Linked DNA regions of Homo sapiens: region 2 is linked to region 1. Evidence: read pairs that join two places in POLR2A ChIA-PET (ENCODE). Cell type or tissue: PC-9. All regions are shown on one strand. Links, peaks and the distances in the headings refer to the core of each region. The heading gives the core; the rest is flanking DNA.

Evidence for each region. ChIA-PET counts read pairs that join two places held together with the same protein. Peaks named below come from ENCODE experiments on the same cell type or tissue, not always from the same donor. Only the 100,000 strongest peaks of a DNase experiment are listed, where the experiment ranks them.
Region 2: POLR2A ChIA-PET joins it to region 1 with 10 read pairs; 3 of 35 experiments call an interaction of 5 or more read pairs at or near these places.

Annotation. Positions count from the first base shown.
Region 1 is chr1:116,329,577-116,339,581 of GRCh38, forward strand. It overlaps LOC105378920 (a long non-coding RNA gene), which reads right to left and starts at 6,742. Exons shown (of 5, transcript XR_001738197.2): 1 at 6,602-6,742; 2 at 2,272-2,370. In PC-9, for the core only: no CTCF peak of the experiment used is centred there; DNase peaks (open chromatin) are centred at 1,465 and 4,725; H3K4me3 peaks cover 900 bases; H3K27ac peaks cover 3,079 bases.
Region 2 is chr1:116,190,127-116,200,131 of GRCh38, forward strand. No RefSeq gene overlaps it. Among named protein-coding and RNA genes, the nearest start is that of MAB21L3, 84 kb to the left of the region's middle. In PC-9, for the core only: no CTCF peak of the experiment used is centred there; DNase peaks (open chromatin) are centred at 4,685, 5,145 and 5,545; H3K4me3 peaks cover 519 bases; H3K27ac peaks cover 1,265 bases.

The DNA of each region.
Region 1 (10,005 bases), core at 894-8,893:
AAAACTAAATGCTGTCCACTTTCCTCTTCCTTAGGATAAACAAGACACTGACATGGCACTGACATGGATCCTGTTCATACTGCCAAGGCTATCATCTGTGTTTGGCCAAACCACCACAAACAAGCAGGATCCCACACCAGGCAGCCCCAGGGCACTCGCTGTTCCTGCCACAGGCTTCAGAAGCATCTCACCCACAAGGGCACCATTCAGAAGCAGGCTGTGTGAGCCCGGGGTAGAGTAAGACAAACAATGGCAGAAAAGTAGAAGGGAGTCTGGGCTCATTCTCTGTGGGACAGGACAAGAGAGGAGCAATGGGGGCATTCACAGGGAGAAGGAAATGCTCTGCCTTCAGGGGTGGTGAGTTGGGGGCGTCACGATTAGACCAGAAGGAAACTCAATGTTTATAAAAATCCAAACCTACAGATTAATTAGGGAGCAATTTCAAAAGTAGTTTTTTTCCTCCCCTTAAAGAATGAATTTATGCACTCATGCATGAAAATACTTTCTCATTTCAGGGAGTATATCATGCAAAAGATGAGGCACACCTGCATCTGGGCCTGGGGATCTCCAAGTAATTAACAATCCGTTGTTATCTTCAAAGATGTTTTCTTAGGAAGAAAACCTGGGCCCTAAGCCTTGAGAGAACGTAGCCCCTATCCTGATTTCACAAGAATTGGGGCTAAGGGCTGGAGGCTTGAGAACCGGACCGAGGCTTTGACAGGATTGTCACAGGCTAGGAAAACACAGGAAATGTTTAATCAGAAGGAATGAAAACACAGTGTACAAAGAGAAATCTGATCTCCATAGCCTATCTTTATTATGGCTAAGCGGTGTGGGGAGGGGAGAAGTGAATCTAAAACCACCAGACTGTTGAAACAGAACTGTTAATGGGGCAAAAAGCCTGCCTCAAGACAAAAATGGGTTGTCCAGCTCTCGGTAAACACCTGTGCCAGCTGGGAGCCGTGGTATTCAGGCTCGTAAGTACCTCAGACTGGAACATACTATTCTCACAGTCTGCACCTGTGAACTTTCTAGAGGGATTTGTTCCAGTTTGTGATTACTCCTTGGAATGTGAAGCCTTTCACTCTGGACCTATACAGGCCATCTCCCAAGGTAGTGTCCCATTAAAAAAGAAGGGAGAGAAAAGCCTAACTGGCCTGTGAGCTCTGGAGAGGGTGGGAGGGAGTGGGATAGGAGTTCAAGCTGAATCCTGCCCCTCCAAGCTCATTGCTGGCCCCTGAAGTGACTTGGGTGAGCATGATCACCCATCTGCCAATCAAAGGCTGAACTTCAGGGCCCAGGCAAATGGTAAGAAACTCTTCTTTAACTTGTGCTATTTAAAAAATATAAATCTTCACAGAGGGGAGGATTCCTTTTATGAGGTCCTGTAGGTCCTGCTTATGGAAGTGAAAAAGGTGTTGCTCTCCTCAGGAGTAGATGCTGGTTAAATATTTCTTGGCTGAGTCAGGTGAGAATGCACTTCCATGGGGTTGGAAGAGTTGTTTAGTAGAAGCAATACAAGGAAACATCACCAACAGGTCATAGGGTGTTAGAAGGAAAAGTGCTTGCTGATGTAGTGTGAGAGAAGACCTAAGGATAGAATTCTGGAGAATAGCTTTTAAGAAAGAGCAATTTCCAATGAAGTTCAAGTCAAGGTTTTATTTGTTTGCCAAAGGACATTTTCCCCAAGAAAACCTAGAGAGGTGCAATGCAGAAAATTACAGCCTCTCAGGCTGCATCAGAAGGCGGTTCTAGTGACCTTCCCTGCTCAGCATCTCCTGCTCCTTCTGAGTCCTCCTCTGGGACATCTTGCAAGACCCTGGACACCTTTGAGCTCAGTTTGGAAACACAGAATTAATCAATATCACTAAGTGTCTACTCCCAGCTCCCATTTGCACCTACAATTAAGTGGCCGACTTCTCAGCAGAGCCTTGCACGCTTCAGCCGATTTGTCAGAGCACATCTACTGCTCCGTGGTGCCTTAGAAAGGCGTTGGTAGAAGGCTGCAAATCAGCCCTTTAGGAAATTGGCAGTTCCCATTCCAGGACAGGCCTACCATTGGGTCTCTGGGCATCTGCATTGTACAAGCCCTAAGCTAGTAAAAGCCTCACTGGGCTATGTCCTTGGACTTCCTCTAATATTCATTGTCAGCAAATATGAATAATGCCTAAATTTCAGAATTACCACTGGGCTAAATTAATCTTCTCTAGAACGAATGCATCTTTAATACTTCCATCAAAAACTACTTTGAGAAAAAGAGAGAAGGGTTACCTTATTTCCAGGCATCTTGTGTCAACAATCCACTTTAGGTTCCATACTTGCCACTCTTGAATAATTAAAAGTCAAGGTCGCACATGTCACTGAAGAAACCTGTAATGAACATTTAAGCATAAGTATTAGACTCTCTAAATTACCTCAGACTGTTCTTTAAAGGGTATTAAGAGAGACAGAGAGATCTTGGCCTAATTTTTATTTGGGAAAACAGCTTTTTGTGATTTCATAACTTTTGCTTACATAAAAAGATTTAAAAATTTAAGGTAAACTCTCACTGACTAGATGACACAGCCTTCTTCTAGATGAATATTGTAAGGTTTTGAGACAGCAGTGATGTCCTGATCCACATGGCAGATGGTGGAAGTAATTTCAGATATCCTCAAATCCTACACCCACATTCTACAAGTAAGCGAATTGAGGTCCAGGTGGGTAAAGAAATTTTCTTCATACACTAAAGCTAGCTAGCAGGCAGACAGAAACAAGAATCTTGTGTTTATGGCTCCAAATGCAGTGCTTTTCCTACTACATCATGTAACAAATGCAGAACAATTAGTAAACATCTCTCAGAGCTGCTGTTTTGCTTCCAGCGCAATTCAAATTGTGTTCATCAGACTCATTTATATGCCGCTAACAAGAATGCCTGCATCAGTTATGTCTTGCACACATTTGTTATAAAGAGAATGACCTTTAGACCTTCAAATGTGTCTTTCATTTGTTGGGGCTCTGTGGACAAGCTGGAAGGATTGGGATGTTTCTGAAAAGCCAAAGAGTGTGCAGATGGCTGGAACACAGGGCTTCTCCTGCCGGTAATGGGAAGGAGGAAGTATAGTGAGCCTCGTGATTCTCAAGCCTGGATCCATTAGAATCATTCAGAGAGGTATTTTTACAGTACAGTGCCAACCTACATAGCCAGAGTTTTTTATTTATTTGGCCTGGGGTGGGTCCAGAGCACTGGTGTTTTCCAAGCTTCCTTTGGTGATGTGCATAGGCAGATAGGGTTGAGAATCACCTTATCTCAAGGTTTAGGTATCAGAACTGGGTTTGATAAAAGCAAGGTTTTGGTATCAGAACTGGGTTTGATAAGAGCAAGGTTTTGGTATCAGAACTGGGCTTAAAATCCCCAACCCTGACACATACACCTATTCTCTCTGAGTTTCCTTCATGTGTTTTTAAAAAATTTTTTTATCCCATTGGGTTATTGTAGATTAGCATATGAAGTATATAGCAGTTTCTCAATAAGTTTAACTCTTCTTCCTACATTTAGGTGGCAATAGCAAAGAAGTAGCCTGAAGTCATCTAGTGAAGGAAGAATAAAAGGAAAGATAATTATGGTATTTGTGAAAAAGTGTTTAGTACAGGATCCATACAACTGAATCCTTCCTGGCTTCTGCTCTCTCCCTTCTTGCTGGAATAAATATTCATGTAAATCAATGGCTGGGCACCCATAATCCCCCAGGATGTGGTTCTATCTGTTCAATGTTTTGCATCATTTTGTTCGGTTGAGAAGTTTCTGTGTGCCTTCATTTGTATAAAGTTTTTCCTATGTGCATCAAGCCATCAGAAGAATCTCTTAGGGAATAGGGTGAAGGCTGGCAGAGACATCTCTGCTCTCTGTCAGACATACCTTGCGTTACTTCTACCTGCATGACATGATTCTCTGACAACCTAGCCCTCATAAAATGCCTCAGATGATTGCACAAATAAGTCAACACAGTCCTTCCCAGGGGCATCAGATACCATTTCCATTCTCATCTCTGTACAGAAAGCATATGGAAAATTCTGGTGCCACAGGGATCAGGGCATGGAGCTGGAGTAAGTAAATAGCAACAATTGATGCCTTTGGTGCCTACAGTCACCCCAGTGAAAAAAGCAAAACCAGATTTGCTTTTTCTTTATTCCTCTTGTATTTTCTTTAGCCCATGCATCGGAGTTGAACTCAGAATTCCCAACCCTGGCCCTGATCTCGGGCATCAGTCTGTGTCCAGTGGTGACACAGGGATCCCTCCCAGTCAAGGGGGTCTCCAGTCCACTGTAGGGCATGTGTGGCCCTCTGCTCTTGTGCTTTCCTTTGTGTAGAGCTCCTGCCCAGGCCCTGAGTGAGCTCCCGCTCCCTGGTATCTGGCTCTTTTCCATGACCCACACTCTTCAATGACTACATTTCTCACACTGGAGGACTAGATTTCCCAATGTTCGGGCTGCAAGAATCTACCTTGCGCAGGAAGCTTTGTCCCCTACATGTCACAGTTCAGCTCCAGTAGGAGGTACCAACAGAAGCAAGGTGTATGGAGGCAGTGGTGTACTTTGGTGCAGCCCACAGCTTCATTACACAGTTGCCTAGGGAACTTCCAGGCCACCATCCAGCTGCCTCCAGCTGCCTCCTGCTGCTGTTTCTGTTGGACAACTCCCTCCATTGCTGCCTAGAGCATTTAAATGGCAAGATGACTCAAGATACCCTGCCCCAGGGGTTCCTGGCTTCTCTTCCTTCCTCTCCCAGCACCTCCCAGCCCTTTTCCCTGCAGTCATCACACACAGGCACCATTCAAGTGTGCAACTATTTTTACTAAAGTGTGAAGGATTCTCAGGGCACAAACTATACTTAGCAGAGGTTAAAGTTCACATTATGCAATAAGGCATAAGTTTAAATCATTAAACAGCCTGTCCTATGCTCTTTCTGTCCTCACTCCTCTACAAATGGACTTTTTCAGTCCTAACGCTTCTCTTTTTAATTCAGCCTATGTATAACTCAAGGCCTTTGTTCTCTGCAAGGAAGAGAGACCATTTCTTTTTAGGCTTCAAATCACTCCCTCAGTCTCAGATAGAGATTTTCTTATGACCATCAGAACCTCTGATTTAGAAGGAAGCTATGAAGAAATGTTAAAAGGAATCTTCCCAATGTTGAAAAATCTAGCCTAGAAATTTTAAAAAATGTATCCACCAAGGGGCTTGAACTGACGCTAGTTGACAACTGCAGTTGGCTTTTCAGGCCCAGGTAGTGAGAAGGAATTATGTTTGAGGGTGTTAATTTCAGCATAAGAATGAAGAGGAGGGCTCAAACTAGCTCATCTGCTAGAGGAAAGACCGGGGTCCACACTGCGTGTGTGCCAGGATGTTTCACCACATGGTCCCTCTGGTACTGAAAGCCCTGTTACTAACAGTCGTAGCTGCCTGCTCTGGACAGGAAGTGCCTCAGTGATGAGAGTCCCCTTGCTCAAGGTCACAGCCCCTTCCTGGGGCAGCCTGCATCCAATGACTGGGCAGAGTTTGTTATAAAGGCTCAGCCCTCTTCCCCTGAGCTCAGGAAAACTCTAAGGCGGCATCCCTCCTTCAGAGACTGCATCACAGTTCCACGGCTTCCTCTGCCTCTTTCACAGAGAAGAACTCTACCTAATACGTCCCCACGTGCTAATCTCCATCTCAGAGTAAGCTTCCCAGGGAACCAACCTGAGACAATGATCAGAAGAGCTTAGTAACATTTCTTAAACAACGTAACATTCCCAGGTTTGTTTTTTGTATTCTCTTTTAAACCACTGCCACTATCAGTAAAGCTCTTAAAATACAAATGATAAATGCTCTTGTATAGCCTCTGTCCTAGCTCCTGAATGTGCTGACAGCAGGCTTAGCAGCATCAATATCACGGGTGAGTGTATCTGAAATGCAGACCTTCAGTTCCCAACCCAGACTAACTAAATCAGAGTGCATTTTAATAAAATCCTCAGATGATTCCATATGCATATTAATGTTTGATAAGCACTGGCCTACATGACAATTGGGTAAGAAATAATTAAGCAGGAATGTTTACTGGTAGCACAGAAGCATCCTGGCCTCCTTTTTCTCTGCCCAATGAGGGTTATCTGTTTTTCTTAATAAAAGGAGTTTAAAAACCCATTATTTTTGGCATAGACCAATCATAAACAAAAGGGCAGAAAACAGAGGCAGATGGTCAGACAACACACTGCTCAGGTTAGGAAACCAAGCAGCAATATTAAGCAAACAGGGAAAAACATTAAGGGAAAAATATGTAAAATAAGGATCAGCACTTCTGAGAGTATAAAGGAAAAGATGAAAAGCTGTCCTTGCAATACAATAGATGGACTTTGAACATGAGCAGTGACTTACAGCGTTCCCAAAAAACAATAAGGAACCTCCTCGTATAAGAACGCTTTCTCAAAGTTCAGGCACACACGGAGACGTGAACAAGAGGACAAGCTCACACCTGAGCAAACTCCATTCTCTTAGCCACACCATCAAAAGATTTCCACCACTCTTCAGTGAGGAGGAACTAGTTTATATTAGAAAGGCAACAGTTTGTTGTAGGTAACATGCTTACATGTTAAAGTGTAACGAATCCTTCCATGCTTCTAATTCGTAGGGAGGATTCTGTCATTCCCAGAAGATCCACTTGTTGTTCATAAAATGCTGCATTACGCTGTCTGGATTTCTTTATAGACGGATAGCTAGACAGAGTTTGACCTCTATGTGGCTTTTCCAATAAAAGTCCTAGAACACAAGGTAGGCAGGAACAGGTAAGTGGCACTGATAAAGAGTGCTGCTCTGTCACGATTGATTTATGTTGGGCTGTGGCCTGTTTAAGTTCATTTAAGGGCAGCAAGAAAAGAGGGAGCTGTGGTGAGGCCATGACACAGCCTGCCCTGATAGAACAGAACCCCTAAGGGAAAATGTGTTAGCAGCCACTAAGAGGAGAGGCAGGGGCAAGCACATTCCACCCTCATTGCAACAATAAAATCTGAACAGAACACATGGCGTGCCTATCTGAGGACTCTGAAAAGTAAATGGTAGCAGATGGATTAAGAAAGAAGACCAGAACTCAAACTGTCAGTGAATCAACAGTGAGTGTTCCCTTTCTGCTCCGTAGCCCCTAGCCTGGGTTTGCGGTAGCCCAAAATTCAGAAGTGAGCACCAGGTGTGGATAGAAAGGGTGCCATCTTGTTCTGGCTCAAGGTGCAGGTAATGCTGAGTGAGTGTGGGGGAAATCCCATCTTTCCGTCTTTTCTTTCTCTTCTTCATTCTTTCACACTCCACCCCAGGCAATCCTGTGGCACCCACAGCAGTGGCAGTGACAGCAGCAGTGGTGGGGTCCCACAGAGAACCGTTCCACTCTGATTGGAGGAGCTCTGGTGTCAAGGGGATGGGGAACCCCCATTCCTTTCTTTTCCCTCTCTCTTTGTTCTCGTACTACTTGGCCCAAATGTGGCCACGTTCATAGGAAGCATGCAGCCCAGCAGGGTAAACAGAGCACTGGCTTCCTGGCCAGAGGATATTAAAGAGGAGCCACAGAGAACTGAAAGGTACTAGCGAGAACCCAAAAAGGGAATAACTCAGGAAAGTGGCCACATACAGTTGTTTATAAACTCCTGGGCTCAATCCTGTACTGGGTATGTGTCGATCTGATCCTAAACAGCACACCAAAGGCTATGAGGAATGACTTTGGCAAAAACAGGAGAAAGATCTGAGTAGCTACAAAGGCTTGAACAACAGAATTGACATTGAACTACAACCCACAGAAGGCTGGCAAAATGTTCCACCTGAATCCACCTAGGTTGAATTGCTTGTTAAAACATTAATATCAATAGTCACAAAGTACATAAACAAAACCAATAGTCTCATAACATAACAGCCAGGATACAATGCAAAGTTACTCGGCACGTTAGTTTTCTATTGCTGAAACAAATGACCACAAACTTAGTGGTCGTTTACGTTTTAAGCCAGTTAGTGGCTTCAAACAACACAGCGTTTTAAATGTTAAAGTTCTGCTGGTCGAAAGTCCAAAATCAGTCTCACTGGACTAAGTTCAGGTGTCAGCAGGGCAGGTTCCCTCTGGAGGCACTCAGGGAGAATCTGTCCCTTCCCTTTTCTGCTTCTAGGGGCTGCCCACATTCCTTGGCTTATGGACCCCTTTCTTCGTCTTCAAAGTCAGCAATGTAACATCTCTCTGATCTTTCTTCTGCTGTCACAACCCTTTCTAAACACAGCCAGGAAATGTTTTCTGCGTTTAAGGATGCTTGTGATTATATTTGGCCTACCTGGATAATCCAGTATACTCTCCTCTCCTCAAGGTCGGTAGACAAGCAACCATAATTGCATTTGCAACCTTAATGCGTTGCAACCTGAAATCCTTTATGTCATGTAACATAGCATATTCACAGGTTTGAGGAAGTAAGACATGGACATCTTTGATGAGACTTTATTCTGCCTACAGCCCTCAAAATAAAATGAACCATCAAATCTCAACCCACATGAAAAAAGACAACCAACAGATGCCAATGCTGAGGTGATGCAGATGTGGGAATTTTCTGACAGACTTTAAAGGGGCTATTATAAAAAAAATCTAAGAAGTAAGGAAGAGGACTCTTGAGATTAATGGAAAGATAGAAAGTCTCAGTAGAGAAGCAGAAGGTATAAAGAAGATCCAAATGTACATTTTAGAACTAAAAACATAAAACCTAAAATTTTTAAACTTACTAGATTAACCAGTAGAAATTATCCAATATAAACAACAAAGAAAAATAGAATTGGGGGAAAAAAAATGAACAAATCCTCAGGGACCAGTGAGTGAATCAATATCAAAATCTCGAACAGTTGTGTCATTAGGGTCCCAGAGCAGAGGAAAAATACTGGAAAAATCATGGCTAAAAACTTCCCAAATCTGGCAAAAGACATAAACCTATGGATTCAAGAAGCTCAGTGAGCTACAAACAGGATAAACCCAAAAAATTATGCCCAGTCATGCTGTAATCCAAATGCTAGAAACTAGGATGAACAAAACTTTGGAAAGTAGCCAGAAAGTTGACATACTACTTATAGGAGAATAATTCAAATATCTGTAGATTGCTCATCAGAAATCAAAAATACGCAAATATAGACAAATTGAAAATCTTTGCCCATCAAATCAGCAATTTAAAATTCTTACTATCTGGTGTCAGGATATGAGAATGTTGCTGGGAAGACAAATCAGAACATTTGTGAAGGGCAATTAGTCATTACCTATCAAAATTTTATTTTATTATTATTATTTTGAGACAGAGTCTTGCTCTATCACCCAGGCTAGAGTGCAATGGTGCAATCTCAGCTCACTGCAACCTCCGCCTCCCGGGTTAAAGCGATTCTCCTGCCTCAGCCTCCTGGATAGCTGGAATTACAGGCATCCGCCACCATGCCCAGATAATTTTTGTATTTTTAGTAGAGATGGGGTTTTGCCATGTTGGCCAGGCTGGTCTTGAACTCCTGACCTCACGTGATCTGCCCACCTTGTATCTATCAAAATTTTAAATCTACACACCTCTCACCCTCAATTCCACTTTTAGGAATTTATCCTAAAGAAATATTTGTACATGTGCTCAAAGATGCTTGACTGTGCATTGTGTATAATGGCAAATAAATATATTAATTAGTAAAACATTATGAATTATTACAGGTAAGGTAATATATAAATAAATTATGGAGCACCACAGTATGAGATATAATGTACCTTTAAAACAATTACATTGGAGTCAAGTCTACTGGCATGGGAAGGAGTTATGATATATTGTTAAATGAAAAAAAATTGTCAAACAGCACACCCACACGTCAAATTTTATAATTGTGTGTGTGTGTGTGATTATAATTGATGGGGAAAAGATCTGGAAGGATAAAACCCAAAGTAATAGAGCAGTTGCTTCTGAGTAGTCAGACCAGAAGAGAAGAAAGGTACTTGCTCTTTCTATCTTATATATC
Region 2 (10,005 bases), core at 1,085-9,084, 140 kb before region 1:
ATGACCCCATTTATATGAATGGAATCATAGCAACTATAAAATCTTTCTCTCACATAAATACACTCGTTTTAAACCCAGGTTTTGGGGTAGTGTATGAAAAATAACAGCTCTGGGTTCAAATCCTAGTTGTCACTTACCAATTGATGGCTCTGAGAAAGTTATTTACCTTCTTTAAGACTCATGTTCCTCATTGGTAACTAAGGCTAATAATAATACTTCATACCTTATAAAGATACTGGGAAGATTCAAAGACAACTGTGTGTTCGTCACTCAAGAACACCTTCATCACCCAAAGCATACCTGATACTTTGCCGTTGCTCACTGAGTGGTTGTTATTTGTATTCTCAATCTCCCTATATTTTCTCTGTATCACATTGGCTACCTAGGAATCTTTTGGTGTGAAGTTAGAGATAACACATTCAGAGTTTTCTGAGATGTAAATGAACTTCACTGTGGCCTTCTGTGGGAGATTTTGCAGGACAATAACCCATCAATAGAGCCTTGGTTATCTTTGCCTTCACCTGCCATTTCCCTCATCCTCTTATCCCTCAGCCCAACATCTGAGAAGGGCCTATAGTAGGAGTTTATGTTTAGTACACATTTAATAGGCATCTGTCATGTATCAGCACTAAAAGTACAGTGATGCACACACTCTCAGCCTTTGTGGTGCTTACAACTGGCTGATGGAGAACAACAATTAAACAAGCAATAACAATAAAGTGTGGTAAGTGCTATGACTGGGTTGGCCATGAGGAGTTAGGAGAGCATTGGCATGGCTTCTGATCTAGCTTAGGAGATCAGAGGAAGTGAGGGCCAATCCCAAGCTTGAAAGCTGATTAGGAGCTAAAGGGGCAGGGAGGAGCTAAGGAGAAGAAAAGGGTTTCAGATGGGGATAACTAGTTATGAAAAGTCTTATTTGAGAATGTGAGAGAATTACAATATGGCTGGAGCTCTCAGACGAGAAGTGTGGTTTAGCAAGAAATAAAGCTAGCCCAGGCACAGTGGTACACACTTGTAATCTCAGCACTTTGGGAAGCCATGGCAGGTGAATTGCTTGACTCCAGGAGTTCAAGACCAGCCTGGGCAACATGGCGAAATCTTTCTCTGCAAAAGCTACAAAATTAGCTGGGTATGATGGTACAGGTCTGTAGTCCCAGCTACTCGGGAGGCTAAGGTGGGAGGATTCCTTGAGTCCAGGAGGTTGAGGTTGCAGTGAGCCGTGATAGCACCACTGCACTCCAGCATATGTGACAGAGTGAGACCCTGTATCCAAAAAAAAAAAGAAAGAAAGAAAAAGAGAAAGAAAGAAAGAAGGAGGAAAGGAAAGGAATAAAGAAAGAAAGAAGAAAGAAAAGAAAGAAGCAAGAAAGAAAAAAGAAAGAAACAGAGAGAGAGAAAGATAAAGAAAAAAAGAGAAAGAAAGAAGAAAGAAAGAAAGAGAAGGAAGAGAAAGAAAGCAAGCTAAAAAGTAGGCAAGGGACAGATTGTGAAGGGCTTTGTAAACCATGTTTAGGAGTTTGGAATTATTCCTGAGAGCAACAAGGAGCCTTCGAAGCAGGACAATGCCTGGATTAGGTTACTGTTTCAGAAAGACCGTTCTGGCTTTGCTGTAGGGAATGCAAGAAGCTAGAACTGCATTGGGGAAGACCAGTGAGGGGGCTGTTATGGTAGTACAGGGAGAAATGATGGCGATCTGGATTAGGGTGGTGGCAGGGGGATGTTGATGCATTTTAGAAATATTGAATAGGAATAATCAACAGGACTTGATGATTGATTAGATGTGGGAGATGAGAGAGAGGAAAGAACCAAGGATGACATCCAGACCTGTGACTTGTACAACTGGATTTTTGTAAGTTAGTCTTGTATCCAGCCACCTCGATGAATTTTCTTGTAGTTCTAAAGCTTATTGTACATTTGCTTAGATTTTCTAGGTAGACAATTATGTTGACTGCAAATAAGGATGGTTTAGGTTCCTCTCTTCATTTTTATTGATGTAGTATCAGTGAACGTCCAGTCAGGAAAAAAGAAACTGCTCTTGGTATTTCAAGCAAAGAGATGTAATAGATGAGATTAGGTGCTTACAAACTGGCTGGGAGTGTGGAGTGGTGAAAGTCAGGGGAGGCTGCTGCTAGATTTTAGGTTCACCATTGCAGTTGTTGCCTTTCACATCAAGAAGTTGCTGTTGCCATCCAGGTCAGGAAACTGACACTGATAGTCACAGCTGTCCTACAGCAGTGAACAGGGTAGGTGAGAGGGCTGGCTGCCTTGAGGATTTTATAAATCATTTCTGAGAGTGCCCAAGTATCTACAAGCCACTACCAGAGAGAAAAAGAGAGTCGTATAGCTTGCTTCTGACTCCCTCCCATCTCCAAATTGTAAGCAAGTGCATCTCATTGGCTGGATGATCATAGTAATGTGAAGGTAAAGGAGTGTGGGGCGAGTAGCTCCCAGGCTTCTAGCCCCAGTGATAAAGGGCAGGGATGGTAGAAATAACGGCGGCAAAAACAAGACAACAAAAACCAATATCCAGTGCAGTTTTGCCTTCATTTTCTGGGCCTACCTTTTGTGTGCAAGACACTCAAAACACTTTCAAATGAGTTAAACTCTCTAGGTTCTTCTCTCACCACTTCTCCCAGGTGCACTATGTTCTGGAAGACGCACAGAATGTCATGCAACTTTCTAAATGTATGTCCATGCCTTTGCCCTTGTGGTACCACCTAAAAGTTACCTTTCCTCTGCCTGTGAAGACTCTTCCTGTTCCTTCAGCGCCCATTCACTCCTTGCCCCCTTACCTGCATCAGGCAGGACTGATGCCTATCTTCACTATTTCCACTACACTGGGTTCACAGTTCTATAGCAGTAACTTGTCCCACTGAATTTTAATTTTGGTCAAAGTGCCCATCTTTCTCAGTAGACATAAGCATCCCAAGGTAAGTGACCAAGGCTTATTTTGTGTTTATGTCCCAAGCACCTGCTGCAGTGCTTGGAATATAACAGGTGCTCACTGAAGATTTCTTGAATGTGTGAAGGACTGTGGTATTACATGGTCACTCAGGGTGAGCACCTGAGATTATACGATGAGCAACTACCTTCAGAAATAGGCATGCCACTTGTTCCTGAAAGGGGGTTTGACAAGTGGTAGAATCATAGGACAAAAATTCATGGCAATGAGTTGCCTATTAATGCTAGCTTCAAGTTCTCAATTCTTACTTTTATTTATGTTGACTTTGTCCTTCCTTTTCTAAGCTTCTACTGTCTGTCCTTGCTTCTTCAGCTTGTAATGCTGCTTCCCTTTAAAATATAATTTCCATGCAACATTCTAGTTGCCCCCATCATATCAAATTAATGCAAAGGCTGCTTAAGCTGCTAGGAAAATATGGGTTATTACATGCTGCTGACAACAACACTGACAGTGATGTTGAAGCGGGGACAGAGAATACCTTTAAAAATTATTATTTATACAGAGCCAGGGAGCTCCAGAATTTGAAGTGTACTTAGCAATCCAGTTCTATTCTTTTAGTACCAATTTAAAATAAATGCTTACCATCAGCCAGTTGCTATCACTGGGAAGAAGGTAACTTGAAGTATTTACTGATAAATAGCCTTTATTCCCAATTGTGACTTTTCTTCAGTGTCTACATATTGTGTCACATGTTCTATTGACACTGCTGCAATATAGATCAAAGATCTTGTGGCATAGGGGTAAGGGAGTGTTAGAATCTCCCTTGTCCCATTTGTTCTGTTACTGCTTTATTGGACTGATCTACCCTCATGAACTTGCAATCACCTAAATGGAAGTTTTGAATGTGTCACTTTTTGTTTGGTTATTTCAACCATGCTGCTATATATAATCAGGTGTGGCACAGTTTGTCAGTTTGATTCTAGGTGTGAGTGAATACAAATCATTACACTATGCTGTTAACGATACTTGTCTGCTTGCCGTTACCTACTTTTTACAGACATCATAATAAAAGCTAGACTGTTTCTTGGGGGTGGGGGAAGAGATTCATTTAATGTAATTTAAGAACTTTTCCAATAGAAACTGAAATATTATTGAAAATAATATCTATTTTTTAGCTTGCAGCAATTGATGGCGCTTTGTTGTGGCGTCTGCTGAAAGTCTACTGCCATTATAGGGAACCTTGTTTGTTAGCTTCTCTAGATTTCTATTCTAAACAATCTGTAAGTGATGATAAATTCTGTAGGAGGGTCTATTCTGAGCTATTAACTTCCTGGAAGGGGAAAATGGGTGGGTTACCAGAAATACCATTGAAGCAGGGTGGGCTGTGGGTGGAGAGTTGGGTATTTGTCTTGAGAGTTAAAAACTACGAAACATTTTTGTACACAACTGATTTTTTAAAAAATAAACACATTTTTAAAGAAAAAAATAAATCCAATTCTTTTGTTTTATATAAAAATGGAGATTGAGAATTTCCCATGATTCCTTAGCACTATGAAAAATTGGTTAGCAAGCTCATCTAGTAAGCTCGTCTTCAGGTCAGGAGAGCTTCTGCAATGAATCCTCCAAGACTTCCTAGCCTCTACTATGGTGTTGGGGGAATAAAAAGTAATTCATCAAATGTTGTTAAATGGGTGTATGGGTAGCATTTCCCCAGGGTAATCAAGAAACTCTTTGTTTTTCTTCCTGGCAGATACTGCATACTGGCTGACTCAGCATCCATTCCTAACCTCATTTTCTCTCACCCACCTTGCTTATAAAGCTCAGGGAAGCTAAATATTTTCTCAGCCTCCCCTGCACTTGAAGTGACTATGTGACAGTTTTTGCCACTGAGAGGTAGGCAGCAGCCTGCATGAGCTTCCTGTGAAAGTTTTGCTTTTCTGATAGAGAGGACAAAAAAGGCAGGTGTTTTCTTTGCTCCTTTTCCTGCCCGGAGGGTGAATGTGTTGGCCGCACCTACATAAGCCTTCTTGTGCCCATAAGGGAAAGTCTGAGAGAATCACAGAGATGCTGGCCCTGACATTGTAAAGCTGTCAAGCCATCAACATCATCTACCTCCTGATTTCTTATTATGTCAGAAAAACAAGCCCCTATTTGTTGAAGCCACTGAACTTCTATTACTTGCTCCTAAGTGCTTTTCTAATATGTGCTTTATTCTAGCTGCAGAACCTTTCTAAGGTCATTGCCCAAAACAGGAAGGACAGGTTTATGTTTATCACATATAACAAATGTGGACATCATTACCATAATATTTATTTTGTAAGTTTAGTTTTGTAACGTTTTCTTGTCACCAAGTCAATCTATAAGAAAAATAAAAAGATTGCTTCAATGAATACATAAAATTTGAAAACAAGAGAGACCAATGACTGTTGAAGTCTTATATCAGCCTTATCATTCAGCATGTTTCTTGATTTTGCTTTGGTTGCACAGTTATTGAGAAAGCCTAATTCATGCATATGAGTAGTTGCAAATAGAAGAGTTAGTATGCCCTGCAATTACAGGTCAGAAAGTTTGAGAGAGGAGTGTTTGGATGGCTTTCTTTCAAAGTGGACTCAATAATAGCATGTAAGACCTGTTCTCATTCCTTAGCTGGCCAATGACCAGCATGGATCCAGAGTCAATAAACAGGTTATTCAATGAAGCAAATCTTCATTGTTCAAAGGAAAATACACTGTAGTCAATAAGAGTTCAGATCCTGGAGGCAAGTTTGGGTTTAAATCCTGGGACTACCACTTGCTGGCTGAGTACCTCAGTCCTGGTGTTCTCATCTATTAAATGGGCACATTAATAGTACCTACCTTATAGGATTATTGGGTGGTTTAAATCATTCAATACAGGTAAGGCCTTAGAACAGCTTTGGGCACACAGTAACAACCAATTGTTAGCAATTATGAGATGTTCAGTGATATCCCCAATCCCCCATGGCCAGTCTCTGTCAGATGTTTGCTCAAATATTGTTCTCAAACTCATGGACTGAGACCTCCCTCCTTTTAATAATAAACTAATTTATTTTGCTTGGAAAACTGAATACATATTTTAGAAATAAAGTCTTTGCTCACCAATTATATAGAATTAACCCAGAAGGTTCACTTTGCCAAAGTGAGCTTATTTAGCTTTTTTAAAAAAGAAATATTTAAATCATGCAATAGATTCTAAAAGTGTGACTAATATGACATTATCTCTCCATCACAAAACTTGTTCAATTGTTATTTTAATACCGATTATTGTACCATGATTACACAAGGTGCTAAGCAAAAGTATATTTTACTTGACGTTGAATTTCATAGGGCCTCTGTATGCTATGTTTGATACTCATGTGTATAATTTTATGTAAATAGAGATAGGGAGGGCTACATTAAAAAATAACAATAAGAGGCTGAAGAAACGCTCGAAGCCAGGGGTTCAAGACCAGCCTAGGCAACATAGGGAGACCCTATCTTTACAATTTTTTTTTTAGAAAATTAGCCAGGCATGGTGGTATGTGCCTGTGGTCCTAGTTACTCAGGAGGCTGAGATGGGAGAATGGCATGAGCCTAGGAGTTTAAGGCTACAGTGAGTTATGACTGGGCCACTGCAGTACAAAGGACAGCCTGGTGCCAAAGTGAGACCCTGTCTCTCAAAGACAAAAGACACCCAAAACAATAACAAAAATAATAATAGGGAAAGGACCCGTACAGAGCTACTATGTTCTGAATCAATGAACATTTACAAAACAATTATGGCAAGAGCTATATACAAAGAAGCATGTAAAACTGGAAGTACAATTTAATATAATAGTTGTCTCCAATATGTAAACATTTGATGTGTAAAACATCTAACTGTGAATCGTTTTTTAAATTGAAGAATGTTTAATTGTAAAACAATATTCTAAATAAACTTGAATCAAATATTCATAGGTTCGTAGAGCATCCCTACATAGTTATAGAGGTCCATTGATCAGAGCTTAAAAATCCCCTAAATAATTATCCAAAAATCCCTTCTGAAATTTACCATTTGGGGTTAGATAGGTTAACATGTGAGACCTAACTGAAATCTTCCTATCTTGATCATTTACCTGGCTACACTGGCTCTTCATTCTCTATAAGGTGGGTTTATCTAAAAAGTAGTAAAATAAGCCTGGTATGGTGGTATAAGCCTGCTACTTGGAAGGCTGAGGTGGGAAGATCACTTGAGCCCAGGAGTTCAAAGCTGCAATGAGCTATGATCACACCACTGCACTCCAGCCTGGGTGACAGATTGAGACCCCCATATCTAAAAAAAAAAAAAAAAGAAAGAAAGAAAGAAAGAAAAAGAAAAAGGAAACAATAGCAAAATTATTTTACTTGAAGTCATTCCACAGAAGGTGATTCCATGGCATGGGCTTATACTCATTAGAATGTTTCTGCCAACAACTATCAACTCCTTTTGAAGTGGCTGAAACAATGAGGGAATTAACTATTTCACATAATATGGTGTTTCAAAGGAGGCGAGTTCCAGGGATGCTTAATTCACCAAGGAGCCAGGGTCTTTCTATGCTTTTGCTTGGCCATCTTCACCACATCAGCTGTTTTCCCTCATGACTGCAAGATGGCTGCCAGAGCTCTGGTGATTATATCTGTGTGCAAATACATTCAGAGGCAGAAAAGAAAACTCTATATTTCTTATAGTTCTTTTGAGAGCTAATAACATTTCCCAGAAGTATCCGCAGAAGAGTTATCCTCCAATTTCATTGACCAGAATTGAGTTGCATGTTCCTTCTTAAACCAATTGCTAGCAAGGGGAATAAAATTACTGTCATTGGTCAGATTACCAAGATTGATATGCTAAGACTGAGAATAAGGCCAAATTCTGGAAAGTCCATGGCCCCACTGAGGAATGTTCATGTTGGGAAAAACTGAGGTTCTGGGTGGGAAACCAAGAGTACCTGTTAAAGAGGCTAGAGAATCATATTCTAAAGAGGCCCCTAAGAAAATTTATCTCCTGCCCCTGCCTGCCTACCATCTCGCCTCCTCAGGCTGTGTGAGAAGGGGAGGAAGAGACACAGGGAACAGTGAGGACAAGAGAGAGTGAGGTTGTGTCTATGCAGAGCCAAAACGTTCCAATACAAATGAAGAATCAATTGAGCTGAATGTTTATGCAACCAAATGCCAAATACATTGGTGTAGTTATAAAGGGATTAGTTTGGAAGTTATTAAACTTTGTCTCACAGTTTAATTTTGGTTTGTCATGGCACTGGTGTATATATAGGGCAGGAGACACCATTTCCTTTTATCCTTTTATAGGTGCTGTTTAATTTCCTGCATGCCATGAAATCTTTTTTTTTTTTTTTTTTTTTTTTTTTGAGACGCAGTTTCACTCTTGTTGCCCAGGCTGGAGTGCAATGGCGCAATCTCGGCTCACTGCAACCTCTGCCTCGCTTGAGGCAGGTTCAAGCGATTCTCCTGCCTCAGCCTCTCTAGTAGCTGGGATTACAGGCATGCGCCACCATGCCCGGCTTATTTTTTATTTTTAGTAGAGATGAGGTTTCTCCATGTTGGTCAGGCTGGTCTTGAACTCCAATCTCAGGAGATCTGCCCACCTCGGCCTCCCAAAGTTCTGGGATTATAGGCGTGAGCCACCGCGCCTGGCCGCCATGAAAACTTTAATGAATCTGCACAAACTATGGACTTAATTACCAGAAAAGATCACACATGCACTTGTGCAAATTCTGCATGTGATTTTGGGAGGTTCACAGATTGTTCACAGATACATTGACACCCCCTCATGAGCTTCAAGTAATAGCCCTCTGATACCCTTGATTGGTATAGTGAAAAAAATAATGCATGAGGAGATAAAACAGTAAGATTAGGAAATCTCTGATGGCCACTTGTTAGCTCTGTGGCCTCATTTGAATTTTTTAAGGCTTTAGTTTTACCTCTATAAAATGGATTTTACGAGTTATTTTAAGAACTGAGTGAGTTATGTGTAAAATTCTTTTAAATTATGTAGCACTTTACAAATGTTGATTTAAAAATTTAATTGCCAATTTATCCAAACTGCATGATACTTCTTACTTCCCAGTTGAATTTACTTAGTTTTTGAATTTAAAATTGTGCACCCCATGAAGATATGCCTCAGAGTATATTTTGAGGATTCAAACAGAAGAAGGTTCCTTTCTCCATAAGCGAATATTGTCCTTAAATTCATAGACTGAGCACTGCCTCTTTTTGGAGCAGCTTGTTTGAAAAGAGGCACCAATGGAGGAAGAGAGAATGAAACAGTCTTCTAGACACTCTTGCCCTCTGTCTGACCCACCTGTGTGACCCCCTCCACACCCTCCCATTGGCCCTATTCCAGTCCTTTGACCATGGTCCCCTGTGTGGCTCCACTTTAAGTCCTTCACATCCTTTGAGGCAGGTACACCTGCTCCAGCTCTTCTCTTGCTCTTCACCTCATTCACCTCATACCCTTCCCCATCTTTACCTGCTCTCAGGGTAAGAGGTTGCTCTTCCTCTCTTGTTTCTCAGATTTTCATAACATTCTTGCCTTTTCATGCCCAACAACCTTGGTAGCCACCCCTCCACCACTGAATGGCAAATGCCCATTAGACTTCCCCAAGGATCAATCAACAAAGAGTGATCAGGGCGATGGTCATCCTGGGCACTGAGGTCTGGAGTAAGCCGACCTCACTCCTGTCTTACAGAGGATGCAGTCAGTGCATGGAGATCTTCCTGCTTCTCTCAGTACAAGCAGACAGCTGACTTGGGGGATTGGGAGATTTCACTGGGAGAAAATCAGATTTTGTTGATTGATGGGGGACATCAGGACTGTATTCACACACCATTAGTGAAACAACTAAAACTTACTAACAGTGAGGCAGAAAAGAAAGTCTCCTCAGATCTGGCAAAGCTATAATGGTGCTACTGACAGCACAGCTGTTCCCTGGGGTTTGGGGCTCTTATTTCTCTGAGATGTGCTGGACCCATGCTGCCTATGGGACAACAGTCTACATGTGGGCGCTCAGCCCTGCTGGAAATGGCAGCTTCTCTGCATTCTGTATTTCCACGAGCACAGCACACTCCTCCATG